2 separate regions of the Homo sapiens genome follow, and region 2 is linked to region 1. A link is a loop called in an ENCODE intact Hi-C map of the cell type or tissue named here. Cell type or tissue: PC-9. All regions are shown on one strand. Each heading gives the region's core, and the rest is flanking DNA. Links, peaks and the distances in the headings are about the cores only.

What was found. A loop is a pair of places that touch in the nucleus more often than their neighbours do. Peaks named below come from ENCODE experiments on the same cell type or tissue, not always from the same donor. Only the 100,000 strongest peaks of a DNase experiment are listed, where the experiment ranks them.
Region 2: it touches region 1 in a loop (2.9-fold over the local background); 2 of 110 quality-filtered maps call a loop at or near these places.

The regions. Positions count from the first base shown.
Region 1 is chr14:103,351,236-103,358,673 of GRCh38, reverse strand. No RefSeq gene overlaps it. Among named protein-coding and RNA genes, the nearest start is that of SNORA28, 17 kb to the right of the region's middle. RefSeq lists a silencer at 3,848-4,142. In PC-9, for the core only: CTCF peaks have their summits at 3,442 and 3,667 (motif pointing right); a DNase peak (open chromatin) is centred at 3,873; H3K27ac peaks cover 1,073 bases.
Region 2 is chr14:103,295,443-103,302,880 of GRCh38, reverse strand. LOC105370686 (a long non-coding RNA gene) reads left to right here. Exons shown (of 3, transcript XR_944246.2): 2 at 2,977-3,176. Among named protein-coding and RNA genes, the nearest start is that of EIF5, 35 kb to the left of the region's middle. RefSeq lists an enhancer at 535-1,035. In PC-9, for the core only: CTCF peaks have their summits at 3,780 and 3,983; no DNase peak of the experiment used is centred there.

The DNA of each region.
Region 1 (7,438 bases), core at 2,375-4,874:
AGCGGTTGTACATGCCTGTAATTCCAGCTACTAGGGAGGCTGATGCAGGAGAATCGCTTGAACCTGGGAGGCGGAGGTTGCAGTGAGCTGGGATCACACCACTGCACTCCAGCCTAGGCAACAGAGTGAGACTCGGTTTAAAAAAAAATGAAAATAATAATAGAAAATAGTAATAACCACATTGAGAGGAAGATGTGGGGGGATGGGGTGGTGAGTCACCTCTACAGGTGTCACCTGAGACCCCAAGGGATAATGTCTCAAAGTGACAGCAACTTATAGCTATGTACCCGTGTTATATAGTAGTTAGAGGTTAATCACCAGAAAAACCTCAAACAGAAAGTTCAGTTACTACAGGCCAATTCCAAAGCTTGTATTTTTTTTTTTTTTTTTTTTTTTTGGAGACAGACTCTGTCTCTGTCGCCCAGGCTGGAGTGCAGTGGCATGACCCCGGCTCACTGCAACCTCTGCCTCCCAGGTTCAAGCAATTCTCCTGCCCCCATCTTGGTTCACCACAGCCTCCCCATCCTTGCTCAGGTGATTCTCCCACATCAGCCTCCAGAGTCGCTGAGACTACAGGCATGCACAGACATGTCCTGCTAATTTTTGTATATTTTTTAGAGACGGTGTCTCACTATATTGCCCAGGCTGGCCTCGAACTCCTGAGCTCAAAAGATGGCACGCCTTGGCCTCCCAAAGTGCTGGAAGGTGGGAGCTGCCAGGTGTGAGCCACCGTGCCTGGCCTCTTGCTGTTTCATTATCCATTAGATGTGCAGTGTTATTATCTTGGTTCTGTCTGCTCCTGCCCTGTCTCTGAGTTGTTGCCTCACCACGTCACAGTCTTATGAGCTCTTTTTTTTTTTTTTCTTTTAGATGGAGTCTTGCTCCGTTGCCCAGGCTAGAGCACAGTGGCGCGATCTTGGCTCACCGCAACCTCCACCTCCCAGGTTCAAGCAATTCTCCTGTCTCAGCCTCCCGAGTAGCTGGGATTACAGGTGCCTGCCACCATGCCCGGCTAATTTTTGTATTTTTGTAGAGATGGGGTTTCACTGTGCTGGCCAGGCTGGTCTCGAACTCCTGACCTCAACTGATCCACCTGCCTCGGCCTCCCAAAATGCTGGGATTACAGGCGTGAGCCACTGTTATGAGCTCTTTTATGGGGAGATGGATCTGGGGACACCTGCTTTTCTGCCTTGGATTGAATTTCACCATATCTGTTTTTATACTTGTCCTTGTTTGTTTTTTCCTTTGCAGGTTGAATTAAAAAATCAGACTCCAACTGAGGATCACACATTGCATTTAGCAGAAATGTATCTTTAGTCTGCTTTAGTTGCCATAACAAAATACCATAGACTGATTGGCTTACACAATAGAGATTTATTTTCTTGTCCTTCTGGAGGCTGGAAAGTCCAAGATCGTGGTGTCAGCATGATCAGCTCCCAGTGAGGGCTCTCTTCCTGGCTTGCTGTCTTCTTCCTGTGACCCCCACAGGGGACAGAGAGAGAGAGAGAGAGAGAGAGAGAGAGAGAGAGAGAGGGAGAGAAGAGAAAGAAGAGAAGAGAGAGAAGAGAGAGAGACAGGAGAGAGAGAGAGAGAGAGAAGAGAAGAGAAGAGAGAGAAGAGAGAACACACTCAAGAATGCTTTCTGTGCTAAGTGTGGTGGCTCATACCTGTAATCCCTGCACTTTGGGAAGCTGAGGCAGGAGGATTGCTTGAATCCAGGAGTCAAGACCAGCCTGGGGAGCATAATGAGACCTTGTCTCTACAAAAAATAAATAAATTAACAAAATTAGCTGGGCATGGTGACACATGCCTGTAGTCCCAGCTACTTGGGAGGCTGAGGTGAGAGAATCACTTGAGCCCGGGAGGTCAAGGCTGCAGTGAGCTGAGATTGGGCCACTGTACTCTAGCCTGGGCAATGGAGGAAGATCGTGTCTCAAAAAAAAAAAAAAAAAGAAAAGAAAAGGAAAAGAAAAGAAAAACAGAAGTGCTTTCCGGTGTCTCTTATTATAAGAGTACTAATCCCCTCATGAAGGCCCCACCCTTTGACCTCATCTAACCCTATGACCTCCCAAAGGCTCTATCTCCAAATACCATCACACTGGGAGTTTGGTCTGCAATATAGAAATTTTGGGAGGATACTGTTTAGTCCATAGCAACCTTCTTTCTAGATTAAAGAAGACTTTTAAATTTTATTTTATTTATTTATTTATTTTTTGGTGCTTCATGACACTGACGTTTTTGCTTCCTTGTAGTGGCCCTGTGTATGCTTGCATATCTACCAAGCTGTTTACTTTCATTTTGCTCATGGTGTGTTTGGGCTGCTCTGGCTAGGCTATCTCTTCTGATGTTGGGCGGGAGATTTCTCTGACACTCACGTTGTTCTTGGGGGTATTTATCTTCCCCTATATACCAGCTTTGACGAGTTTTGGCTGCATGCATAAGAAAAAATATGCAAAACAAGGCAAATGTTTATTTCCCTCCTCTAAAAGAACCCTGAAGGGAATCAGCACAGTGTTGATATGACACTTTCAACAGCATCCGGGGCCAGCCTCTGACCTTTCTGCCCCATTCAGACCCACTTACTTCTCACTGCCAGGTGGTCCCGACCAGGCACGACTTCTCCGTGACTCTGGTTGGTCACACTTTTCTGGGGACATTTACAAGACGAGAGTTAGTGGGAAGAACCACAGTCTGGCTGCTGCCAATGCCCTGAGGCTGTACTTGATACTCATTATCTTCCTCCACCCTGAACCATCTAGACATTCTGCAAAACAGCATGTTGGCCACCATATAGAGGGCGTCACGTTAATCAGAGCAGATGCCGTGGTAAGACACATGCCATCCAGGGGACTGGAGATAAAGCCTACGGAGACTCAGGAGCCTCCACATGGACAGTTTAACCCATTCATCAGGTCACATGGAAGACTGCTGGTTTTGCGTTGGGCCAGGAGCAGAAAGAGCTCTCCAGCAGCCCAGGCTGCCACAAGAGCAGCTTCCTGCATGCACCCATGACTCAGCAGGTGCAATGGAACTAGAGGGGGCTGTGGTTGGGAAAGATGCTACTTCCCAGTACAGACCCCCTGGGTTCTGGAGAAAGTCTGTGCCTTACACAACAGAGAACTACAAACCATTCAAAAAGCAGCCCTGATGCGCTCCTGGACCCTGCTAGAAACTGTCTGATGGCTAGAACTTCCCAAGATGAGTTCATTCTGGCCGGACGCAGTGGCTCATGCCTGTAATCCCAGCACTTTGGGAGGCCGAGGCAGGTGAATCACTGAAGGTCAGTGGTCAGTGACCACTGAAGGTGGATCACTGAAGGATCACCAGCCTGGCCAAGATGGTGAAACTCCATCTCTACTAAACATGCAAGAATTAGCCAGGCGTGGTGGCAAGGTGCCTGTAATCCCAGCTACTTGGGAGGCTGAGACAGGAGAATCGCTTGAACCCAGGAGGAGGAGGTTGCAGTGAGCTGAGATCATGCCACTGCACTCTGGCCTGGGTGGCAGAGCAAGACTCCATCTCCAAAAAATAAATAAATAAATAAATAAATAAATAAATAAATAAATAAAAGAGCTGATTCTGCTGGACCCACCAAGTCTTCAGGTCAGGTGGACCCAACAGTAACCCACAGTGAGATGGAAGTGGTACATCTGCAGTACAGCATGGCAGGACCAGGGGGCGCAATGGGCTGCACAGCAGGTGGCTCAGACACCCGAGTCATCTGCTAGTATTGTACCAACACCTCTCCCTCAGCTACACCTATGGCCTCATAGTGGGAGGAGGGAGATGATGAGTATCACATCCAGCCTCAGGACATCTGCAGCAGCCAGGGTTCAGGTCTTGAATTCTATTGTGACAGAGAGCTGCACAATTCACATCGCTGTTGGGAAGACCATAAACGGATGCTGCTGTGCCCCCGGGGCAGCACAGGTGAAAGTTTTAGCCACTGCAGGGCTCGGACACTTCAGGGACTGTCAATATTCCACCTGCTGGGTCCTCACTACCATTCAGCCAGTGAGTCACCCTTAAGGAATTCCATCCTTGCGGTCTCCTTCATGGGATGGCTCTGGTTCCAGCTATCCTAGGTCAAGTTCCTATAAGCGGCACCTGCAATGGGGATTCTTGTAAAAGTAATTTATTACAGTGTGCATGCATTCAGCCGTTTCTTACATTGCTATAAAGAAATACCCGAGGCTGGGTAATTTGTAAGAAAAGAGGCTGATTTGTCTCCTAGTTCTGCAGGCTGTATAGGAAACATAGTGCCAGCATCTTCTGGTGAGGCCTCAGGAAGCAAAAGCGGAAGGCAAAGCGGGATCAGGTGTTTCACCAGGCAGGAGCGGGAGCAGGAGAGTGGGTGGGAGGTGCCGCACACTTTTAAACATCCAGATCTTGTGAGAACTCATGCACTATCATGAGAACAGCACCAAGAGGATGATGCTAAACTATTTCATGGGAAATCCACCTCCATGATCCAGTCACCTCCCACCAGGCCCCACCTCCAACACTGGAGATACATTTAAACGTATTTGGGTGGGACAAATATCCAAACTATATCAGCTTTCTTTTTTTTTTTTTTTTTTTTTTTTTTTGAGACGGAGTTTCGCTCTGTCGCCCAGGCTGGAGTGCAGTGGCGCGATCTCGACTCACTGCAAGCTCCGCCTCCCGGGTTCACGCCATTCTCCTGCCTCAGCCTCCCGTGTAGCTGAGACTACAGGCGCGCGCCACCATGCCCGGCTAATTTTTGTATTTTTAGTAGAGACGGGGTTTCACCGTGTTAGCCAGGATGGTCTCGATCTCCTGACCTCGTGATCCGCCCGTCTCGGCCTCCCAAAGTGCTGGGATTACAGGCGTGAGCCACCGCGCCCGGCCCAAACTATATCAGCTTTCTAAGGAGAAGAGAGTGAGGAAAATCGGAGAGGGCAAAGGAAAAAGGGTAAGCACGGCTGTGGTCTCGGGTGGGGTCCGTGTGGCTTCAGTCTGGTCCCATGGAAAGCTTGGAGCAAAAATTGCATCTGGGTTCATCCCACATCAAAGCAAGGGATGGGCATTTCACATTGTGAGTCTGTCATTCGCTGCTGACTTATCAGACAAGGCAGTACCTATTCTTCCAAGGCAATTGGCTGGAGAGAAGGTGGGCGTGAACTCTGGCAGTCAACACTCACGGGGCTCATGCTTCTTAGACAATCAGGAGATGTGTGCAGAGACAGAGAACAGCACTGTGTCAAGATGCCAATTGTGATGGTAAAATGGATCATAGAAAAGAAATCTCTGGCCGGGCACAGTGGCTCATGCCTGTAATCCCAGCACTTTGGGAGGCTGAGGCAGGCAGATCACCTGACGTTAGGAGTTTGAGACCAGCTTAGCCAACATGGTGAAACCCCATCTCTCCTAAAAATACAAAAATTAGCCAGACATGGTGGCACGTGCCTGTAATCCCAGCTACTCGGGAGGCTGAAGCAGGAGAATCACTTGAACTTGGGAGGTGGAGGCTGCAGTGAGCCGAGATCGTGCCATTGGACTCCAGCCTGGGCGACAGAGCAAAACTCCACCTAAAAAACAAAACAAAACAAAACAAAAAACCCTCCATGACTCTTCAGATGACCATACCCTAGATGAGTTCTCTTAAATGCAAGCATCAAAGAGTGAACAATATGCATCTGAGGACAAAAAGGAAATCTGGATCTTGCTCCTGTTGCCCAGGCTGGAGTGCAGTGGAGTGATCTTGGCTCACTGCAGCCTTGACTTCCCAGGCTCAAGCAGTCCCACCCCAGCCTTCCTAATAGCTGGGACTACAGGCTCGAGCCACCATGCCCAGCTACTTTTTGTAATTTTTGTAGAGACGGAGTTTTGTCATGTTGCCCAGTCTGGTCTCGAACTCCTGGGCTCAAGTGATCCACCCACCTCGGTCTCCCAAAGTGTCGGGATTACAGGCATGAGCCACCGCACCCGGCTGAATTATGGATTCTCATATCCATATTCAGTCCTTCAACAGGAAGAACTAGCAACACAACGTTTTGTGACAAGAAATGGGATACATTTTGTTAAAAGGATGCATGATAATATTTCTTCATCTTTTACGATGTTTGTGTACATACTTTACTTGATACATTCAGTAAGTGGATGATAAAGTTGGATACACGGGGGTGATTGGAAGGAAATAGATGATGAAGAAATGAAAACAATTCATTGGATTGACCATTTAATTGGGGTTTATAAATCTAACCATGACAATATTTCACAATTATGGAACAAAGAAGATGGCCATCCTCTCAACAAAATTATGAGTGTCAAAGTTTTCAAAAGTATTGGGTTTCACAGATTCAAAGAGAAGAGTGAGAAGTCATGATAAGCTAAAACCTACTAAAGATGTAGTTGAAATCTGGAAGCAGTTTTTACAAGATGGATATGTTCTAGATTCAACATACAAGACAGGGCATGAGCAGTAAGTGGAAAGCAAAGGACATTGCCTAGTCTTTTTTTTTTTTTTTTTTTTTTTTAACAGAGACAGGGTCTTGCTATGTTGCCTGGGCTGGTCTTGAACTCCTGGGATCAAGCAATCCTTCCACCTTGTCCTCCCAAAGTGCTGGGATTACAGATGTGAGTCATTGTATTCAGTCCATTCTTGGTATATATACTTTCTTTTTTGAGACAGAGTTTTGCTCTTGTTGCCTAGGCTACAGTGCAGTGGCGCGATCTTGACTCACTGCAACCTCCGCCTCCCGGGTTCAAGCAATTCTCCTGCCTCAGCCTCCCAAGTAGCTGGGATTACAGGTGCCCACCACCACACCCGGCTAATTTTTATTTTTAGTAGAGATGGGGTTTCACTGTGTTGGCCAGGCTGGTCTCAAACTCCTGACCTCAGATGATCCACCTGCCTTGGCCTCCCAAAGTGCTGGGATTATAGGTGTGAGCCACCACTCCTGGCCTCTTTCTTTTTTTTCTTTTTCTTTCTTTCTTTTTTTCTTTCTTTTTCTTTCTCTTTCTTTTCTCTTTTCTTTTTTTTCTTTCCTCTTCTCTTTTCTTCCCTCCCTCCCTCCCTTCCTTCCTTACTTCCTTCCCTCCTTCCTTCCTTCTTTCCTTCTTTCTTTCCTTTCTTTCTTTTTGACAGAATTTCACTCTTGTCACCCAGGGTGGAATGCAATGGCACAATCTCGGCTCACCACAAACTGCCTCCCGGGTTCAAGCGATTCTCCTGCCTCAGCCTCCCAAGTAGCTGGGATTATAGGCGCCCGCCACCACACCCGGCTAATTTTTGTATTTTTAGTAGAGGCAGGGTTTCACCACGTTGGCCAGGCTGGTCTCTAACTCCTGACCTCAGATGATCCGCCCGCCTCAGCCTCCCAAAGTCCTGGGATTACAGGCGTGAGCCACTGCACCCAGCCACCTCTTTCTTTTTTTTAAGACAGCGTTTCATTCTGTCACCCAGGCTGGAGTGCAG
Region 2 (7,438 bases), core at 2,597-5,096, 56 kb after region 1:
TAGAACTACTCAAAAAGTAAACTAAAAAAATAAAAATAGGCCAGGAGTGGTGGCTCACGCCTATAATCCCAGCACTTTGGGAGGCTGAGGCGGGCAGATCACTTGAGGTCAGGAGTTCAAGACCAGCCTGACCAATAGGGTGAAACTCCACTTCTACTAAAAATACAAAAAAATTAGCTGAGTGTGGTGTTGCATGCCTGTAATCCCAGCTACTCAGGAGGCTGAGGCAGGAGAATCACTTGAACCTGGGAGGCAGAGGTTGCAGTGAGCCAAGATTGTGCCACTGCGCTCCAGCCAGGGCAACAAGAGTGAAACTCTGTCTCCAAAAAAAAAAAAAAAAAAAAAAAAAAGAACTCACTGGACCCTGCTGGTAAATTGAAGATTAATATCATTGAATATCCAACTGCCACATTAAATGTACCAAGTACCAAATTAAATTGCTCTGTTCAAAAAAACGTCTTTTTATAGTTGAGTTACTTAAATCAGGATCTAAATAAGATCTGCTCACGGTATGCACTGCCGTCTTGAGGTCCTTTGAAAGTGTCTTTTAATTTAGAACTGTCACCCCTCCTTAGTTTAATGCCATTGACTCATTAAAGAAACTGGGTCAGTTGTCCCGTACATGTCCCACATTTTGGATTTGACTGATTCCCTTCTCACAAGGTCATGGACCTGCCCCATATTTCCTGGAGTCTGCATTGGATCGAGGCTCAGTTTTGTCTTTGGTGGTGGTGGCAGGGGCTCCTCACCCCTGCCTGGCTGCACTGGTCTGCATAGAGGTCTTCTCTCCCTCCTGTGCCCTCACTCTGCCTGATCTGCCAAGGGGCCGGGAGTGGTTGGCTAGGGCCCGGCTGCTCCCACCTCCTTTCTGTGTTGGGGAGTAGGTGCTGGCTTAGAGCCCAGAGCTCTGGGTTTGGGCCTGGCCTTGCTACCCACCAGTTTGGGTTGGGCTTTAGTGTCCTTACCTGTATCCTGGGAATTATGTTACTTGTCCTGTTTACCACTCAGAGTTCTTGTAGGGATAAAAAAAAAAAAAAAAAAAAAGGACTTAAAAGGCTTTGGAAGCCATCAAGAGCTAATTAGGGTGCTGATGATTCTCCCCCTTAGCTCTGCAATGCAGGACTCCCTCATCCTGCCCCGCCCGGACAGCTCACCTCCTGCGTCCTGCCTCCTGCCCCCTCACCCCGCCCTGAGCACCCGGCTGTGTCCAGGGCTGATCTTTGCTGTGCACCCCACGTGCTGCTGGGGGTTCTGTAGTAGGCTTCAGGCCCTGGATGAGGCCAGGCTGAGAACCGCTGGTTGACACAGATACAGACCACTGGGTGGGCATCAGGGTGCTTGCTGCTGGGATACAGGAATATTTTGGGGCAAAACTCTAGGAAGCCTGTTTATAAAAGGCTGCTCCATTTTGGCCTGCAGAGAAATGAACTTTTGGCATATGAGTTTGGAATCTGGAGGAAGAGAAGCTTAACTGACTTCTGAAGCAATTTTTGGAGCTTTGTATTGGAATATGAAATACATACAGAGAACCGCAGGTACCTAAGTGTGGCCCCATGACCACTCATACACCGACCACTTTGGAGGAACTGGCACCCACATCGGGAAACAGAACATCACACCCCCTCTCAGAAGCCCCCTTTACGCCCTGTGCTCGGTGCCCTGCTGGTGATCACTATCCTGATGTTCCCGAAGCATTTTAAAGGCTGGTTGTGATGAACTATAAAGATGGTTGGACTGTGCTCAAAGCAGATCCAGCCAGTCCCTCCCTGTCATCAAGTCCCATGAATGTGCCCTTCCCGCCAGACTTCTCAGCACTGCAGTTCCCCAGGGGGCTCACCTTTCTCAAAAGTGAACTAGGAATGCTTTATTTCTCTAGAAAGGATTTGTTTATACCGAAAGCCAGGAAGTTTGGTTAGGTGGCAGCAGAAGTAGGCGAGTGAATAGGATGTGTGATTGGAGGTCAGCATGGCTGGGCTCTAAAGAGGGTAGGCGTGTGTCCCCCCACACTCGGCCTGGTCCACTCCTGTGTGTGCTTGTGTGCTCATGTCTGTGCATGTGTGTGCATCGTCTTCGTGACCAGCCAGCAGGTGGAAAGCAAGTGCCTCTTCTGTGCCAGGCATCTGTGTTAGCTGCACACACCAAGATGACTCTGATCATCCCTGCTGTTGAAGGGCTACTGTCTAATGGGAGAAGCAGGCATGTGGACACACTGGCTTGGTGTTGACGAACAGCAGAATGGAATGTCAGACTAACCTGCATCCAAAGCCTACTATTAGGTTGGTGCAAAAGTAATCGTTGTTTTTGCCATTACTTCCAACGGCAAAAAACGCAATTGCTTTTGTTTTTTGTTTGCTTTTTTTTTTTTTTTTTGAGACAGGATCTCACTCTGTGTCCCAGGCTGGAGTGCAGTGGCATGATCTCGGCTCACCGCAATCCTGGGTTGAAGCGATTCTCCTGCCTTAGCCTCCCCAGTAGCTGGGATTACAGACATGCGCCACCACTCCCGGCTAATTTTTGTATTTTTAGTAGAGACAGGGTTTCACTGTGTTGGCCAGGCTGGTCTCGAACTCCTGACCTCAAGCAATCTGCCTGCCTCAGCCTCCCAAAGTCGTGGGATTACAGGTGTGAGCCACCGTGCCTGGCCAAAAACCACAATTACTTTTGCACCAAGCTAATAGTTGCTGGGAGGACTGGAGAAAATAATGCATATGAAAGGCTTTTCGTAGTACCTGGCCTATACTAAGCCCTCTGCAAACGCTGGTTGCCATCATTCTTTCTTTCTTTTTTTTCTTTCTTTCTTTTTTTTTTTTTTTTTGAGATGGAATCTCACTCTGTCATCCAGGCTAGAGTGCAGTGCAATCTCGGCTCAGTGCAACCTCCGCCTCCCAGGTTCAAACGATTCTCCTGCCTCAGCCTCCCAAGTAGCTGCCACCACAGTTGCCTACCACCAAGCCTGGCTAATTTTTATATTTTTAGTAGAGACGGGGTTTCACCATGTTGGCCAGGCTGGTCTCGAATTCCTGACTTCAAGTGATGGGCCTGCCTCAATGTCCAAAATTGCTGGGATTCCAGGAGTGAGCCACCACGTCCGGTCCTGCCATCATTCTTAACAAGAGCGCCCCCACCATCGTCCAGGGAGAGATGGAATATCCAGAGAAGAACAGAGCTCACAGAAGGTATGGAAATGGTGCAGAGCTTCCTGTCCTGGGGTCTGTTGACAGAATTCAGGGGTTCCATGAGTGCAGGGGAAACTTGTATCTTTAGTCTCACTAATTTCTACCTGAAATCTAGCATTTTCTTTAATCACGAACATAGGCAACAAACCAGAGTAGTATTAGCAGGGTCCCTGAGTTTGTTACCATCACAGACATTGTCCTGCTGCGTTTCAGTTGTAGCAGATCTAGAAGTGTCAGTGAGGCTCACCATTTGAACCCATAGCAGCTATTAGATCAGCCATAGACCTGCCTAATAACAGTAAAGATCATTATATCACCCAGTTACTGTTTTAAAAACACTTGGTAATATTTTCAATATATTTGGTTTCATTTGTAACCTTATGTATTTTATGTTATGCTGTATAAATGGTACCCTGAAAAGGGCTCTATAGTTTTTACTACATTGGCAAAGGGGTCCAGAGCACAAGATCCAGAATCCGTCTGGTGGGGAAGGGAAGGATTCCTTTGTGGGGCAGGCAGGGCATGTCAGGAAGGCTTCACTGTGTGGAGGAGCCTTACACAGGGTTTTTTTTTTTTGTTTCTTGAGACAGTCTCACTCTGTCACCCAGGCTGGAGTGCAGTGGTGTGATCACAGCTCACTGCAGCCTCTAACTTCCAGGCTCAAGCGATCCTCCCACTGTAGCCTCCCAAGTAGCTGAGACTACAGGCGTGCACCACCACACTCAGCTAATTTTTAATTTTTTTTTTTTGGTAGAGATGGGGTTTTGCTACATTGCTCATGCTGGTCTTGAACTCCTGGGGTCCAGTGATCCTCCTGCCTTGGCCTCCCAAAGTGCTGGGATTAGAGGCTTGAGCCACCACACCTGGCCCCCTATTGGCTTTATGGAGAATATAAAACTTGTCCCTTTTTGTCATGAAAAAGCCATCTGGTGGCTGTCCTTAGCTCCAGGCCTGGCTCCCAGTCAGTGACTCTGACCCACAGGGAACTAAACCCACCTAGAAAGGGACATGGATTTGCAATGCCTAATTGAGTATTTTAATTTAGTCCTATGATATTTTAGTTTGAAACTAAAAGGAATTTAGTAAAGGGAGTGTGGCCAATGTTTAAGGACCAAAGACCTAGGGAATGTTTTGTTTGTTATTCAATTGCAGTATTTGAAGCAATTAAATATATAATTTAAAAGGTTTAAGAGTTCTCATTTAAACCAGCTTGTAAATGAGACTGAACGTAAACCACAAGCCCCTCTGTAAACAGTTGTTAGAACTGGCTGGATTTATCCACAGCATGGTCAGGTTTTTAAGCTGATCTTCAACACTTAAGGAAAAACTAGGTTTTTAAGTGTAGAACTTTAATACCTTAAATATATATATTTTAAAACCGAAGTAACTGCCACTAGTCATTTATGTGCACAGAAGTCTTTCTTTCTGTTTTTTTTTGGCTCACTGCAGCCTCCGCCTCCTGGGTTCAAGCGATTCTCCTGCCTCAGCCTCCTCAGTAGCTGGGACTACAGGTGTCTAGCACCATGCTTGGCTAATTTCTGCAGTAGAGACGGGGTTTCACCATGTAGGCCAGGTGGTCTCAAACTCCTGACCCCAAGTGATCCTCCCGCCTCAGCCTCCCGAGGTGCTGGGATTATAGGTGTGAGCCAGCACACCCGGCCTGCAGAAGTCTTTTTTTTTTTTTTTTTTGAGACAGAGTCTTGCTCTGTCGCCCAGGCTGGAGTGCAGTGCCGTGATCTCGGCTCACTGCAAGCTCCGCCTGGCGGGTTCACGCCATTCTCCTGCCTCAGCCTCCCGAGTACCTGGGACTACAGGCACCCACAACCACGCCCGGCTAATTTTTTTTTTGTATTTTTAGGAGAGACGGGGTTTCACCGCATTAGCCAGGATGGTCTCGATCTCTTGACCTTGTGATCCGCCCGCCTCAGCCTCCCAAAGTGCTGGGATTACAAGCGTGAGCCACTGCGCCCGGCCAGAAGTCATCTTTAAACATCTTTAAACCTCTTCCTGTGGCATCCGCAGGCCCTTGAGATGCTCATCCGAATCTGCTCACCCGTGGGCCTTGGAAGGAGGAGGCTGAATTCCTCCCAGCTGTGGCTTCCCCTGTGGAATGGGATACTCCAGGTCTCCTGGCCTAAGGAAGCGGGGGCTGGGACTCACTGAAGGCTGTAACATTGGGTTGGGGGTTACAACCAGCAGTTTTAAAAAAACGGAGTAGAACTAGGGTTACCAGGTGAATTACAGGATACCCAGTCATATCTGCATTTCAGATAAGTAACTTTTTTAAAGTGTGTATGTCCCAAATATTCTATGGGGTGGAACACACTAAAAAAAAAGTATTTACCTGAAATTCAAATAGCAGGTGTCCTGTATTTGTATTGCTCAATCTGGCAATCCTAAGTAGAATGGAAGAGAAAGTGTGGGAAGGGGCCAGGGCGTGCAGGGGAAATGTGATTGCCTGTGCATTTGTGGGCATGTATTGTAAATACCCACGTGTTTCTTAACTGTGGGTTGGAGCCAGCAGTGAGAAGCCGCTGTCCCTAGTGGTTGTGAGGGCTACGTGTGAGGCTGCCGCAAAGCCGCTTAACAGCGCCCGGGGAGTAACGGGGGCTCACGCCTGTAATCCCAGCACTTTCGGAGGCCAAGGCGGGTGGATCACCTGAGGTCAGGGGTTTGAGACCAGCCTGGCCAACATGGTGAAGCCCTGTCTCTACTAAAAATAAAAAAAATTAGCCTGACATGGTTGCACGTGCCTGTAATCCCAGCTACTTGGGAGGCTGAGGCAGGAGAATTGCTTGAACCCAGGAGGCGGAGGTTTCAGTGAGCCGAGATCGCACCACTGCATTCTGGCCTGGGCGACAGTGAGACTCCATCTCAAAAACAAACAAACAAACAAAAAACCCAGAAAACAGTATGTAGTTTATAGGATAAGGATATAAAGAAAAAATATATGGCTGGGCACAGTGGCTCACACCTGTAATCCCAGCACTTTGGGAGGCCGAGGCGGGAGAACTCCCGAGGTCAGGAGTTCGAGACCAACCTGACCAACAGGGAGAAACTCCATCTCTACTAAAAATACAAAATTAGCAGGGCGTGGTGGTGCATGCCTGTAATCCCAGCTACTTGGGTGGCTGAGTCAGGAGAATCGCTTGAACCCGGGAGGCAGAGGTTGCAGTGAGCCGAGATCACGCCATTGCACTTCAGCCTGGGCAACAAGACAGAAACTCTGTCTCAAAAATTAAAAAAAAAAAAAAAAAGGAAAGAAAATATTTTTATACAGGTGTACAATGTGTGTTTTAAGCTAAGTGTTATTACAAGAGTCCAAATGTTTTTTAAAAAGTAAAAGGTATATAAAGTTAAACCATTACAGTAAGTTAAGGCTAATTTGTTATCAAAGAAAGAAAAATATTTTTTATGAACTTAGTGTGGCCTAAGTGTCAGTGTTTACAAAGTCTACAGTAGTGGCCAGTAATGTCCTAGGCCTTCACATTCACTCACCACCCACTTGTGACTCACCCAGAGCCACTTCCAGTCCTGCAAGCTCCATTCATGGTAAGTGCCCTAAACCTGTGTGTCATTTTTTACTTTTTATGCCATACTTTTACTGTACCTTGTCTATGTTTGTATCTGTTTAGATACACAAATACTTTTTTTTTTTTGAGACAGAGTCTGGCCCTGTCACCCAGGCTGGAGTGCAGTGGTATGATCTCAGCTCACTGCAATCTCCACCTCCTGGGTTCAAGCGATTCTCCTGCCTCAGCCTCCCAAGTAGCTGGGACTACAGGCACCTACCACCATCCCCAGCTAATTTTTGTATTTTTAGTAGAGATGGGGTTTCACCATGTTGGCCAGGCTGGTCTTGAACTCCTGACCTCAGGTGATCCACCTGCCTCGGCCTCCCAAAGTTCTGGGATTACAGGCGTGAGCCACCATGCCTGGCCTAGATCCACAAATATTAATACTTACCATTGTGTCACAATTGCCTACAGTATTCAGTACAGTCCCACGTTGTACAGGTGTGTAGTAGGCTGCCTCATCTAGGTCTTTGTCATGATGTTCACGCAGCCACGAAATTGCCTAATGACACCTCTCAAAATGTATCCCTGTTGTTAAGCAACACATGACTGTATACATAGATACATTTGAAAATAAATTTTTATTTAAAAAGAATATTTGTTTAGAAATAATATTTATTTTAAAAGAATGACAAAGCCATAACATGTTAACATTAGTCATTATTTTTAAATGAAAAATAAGTATGT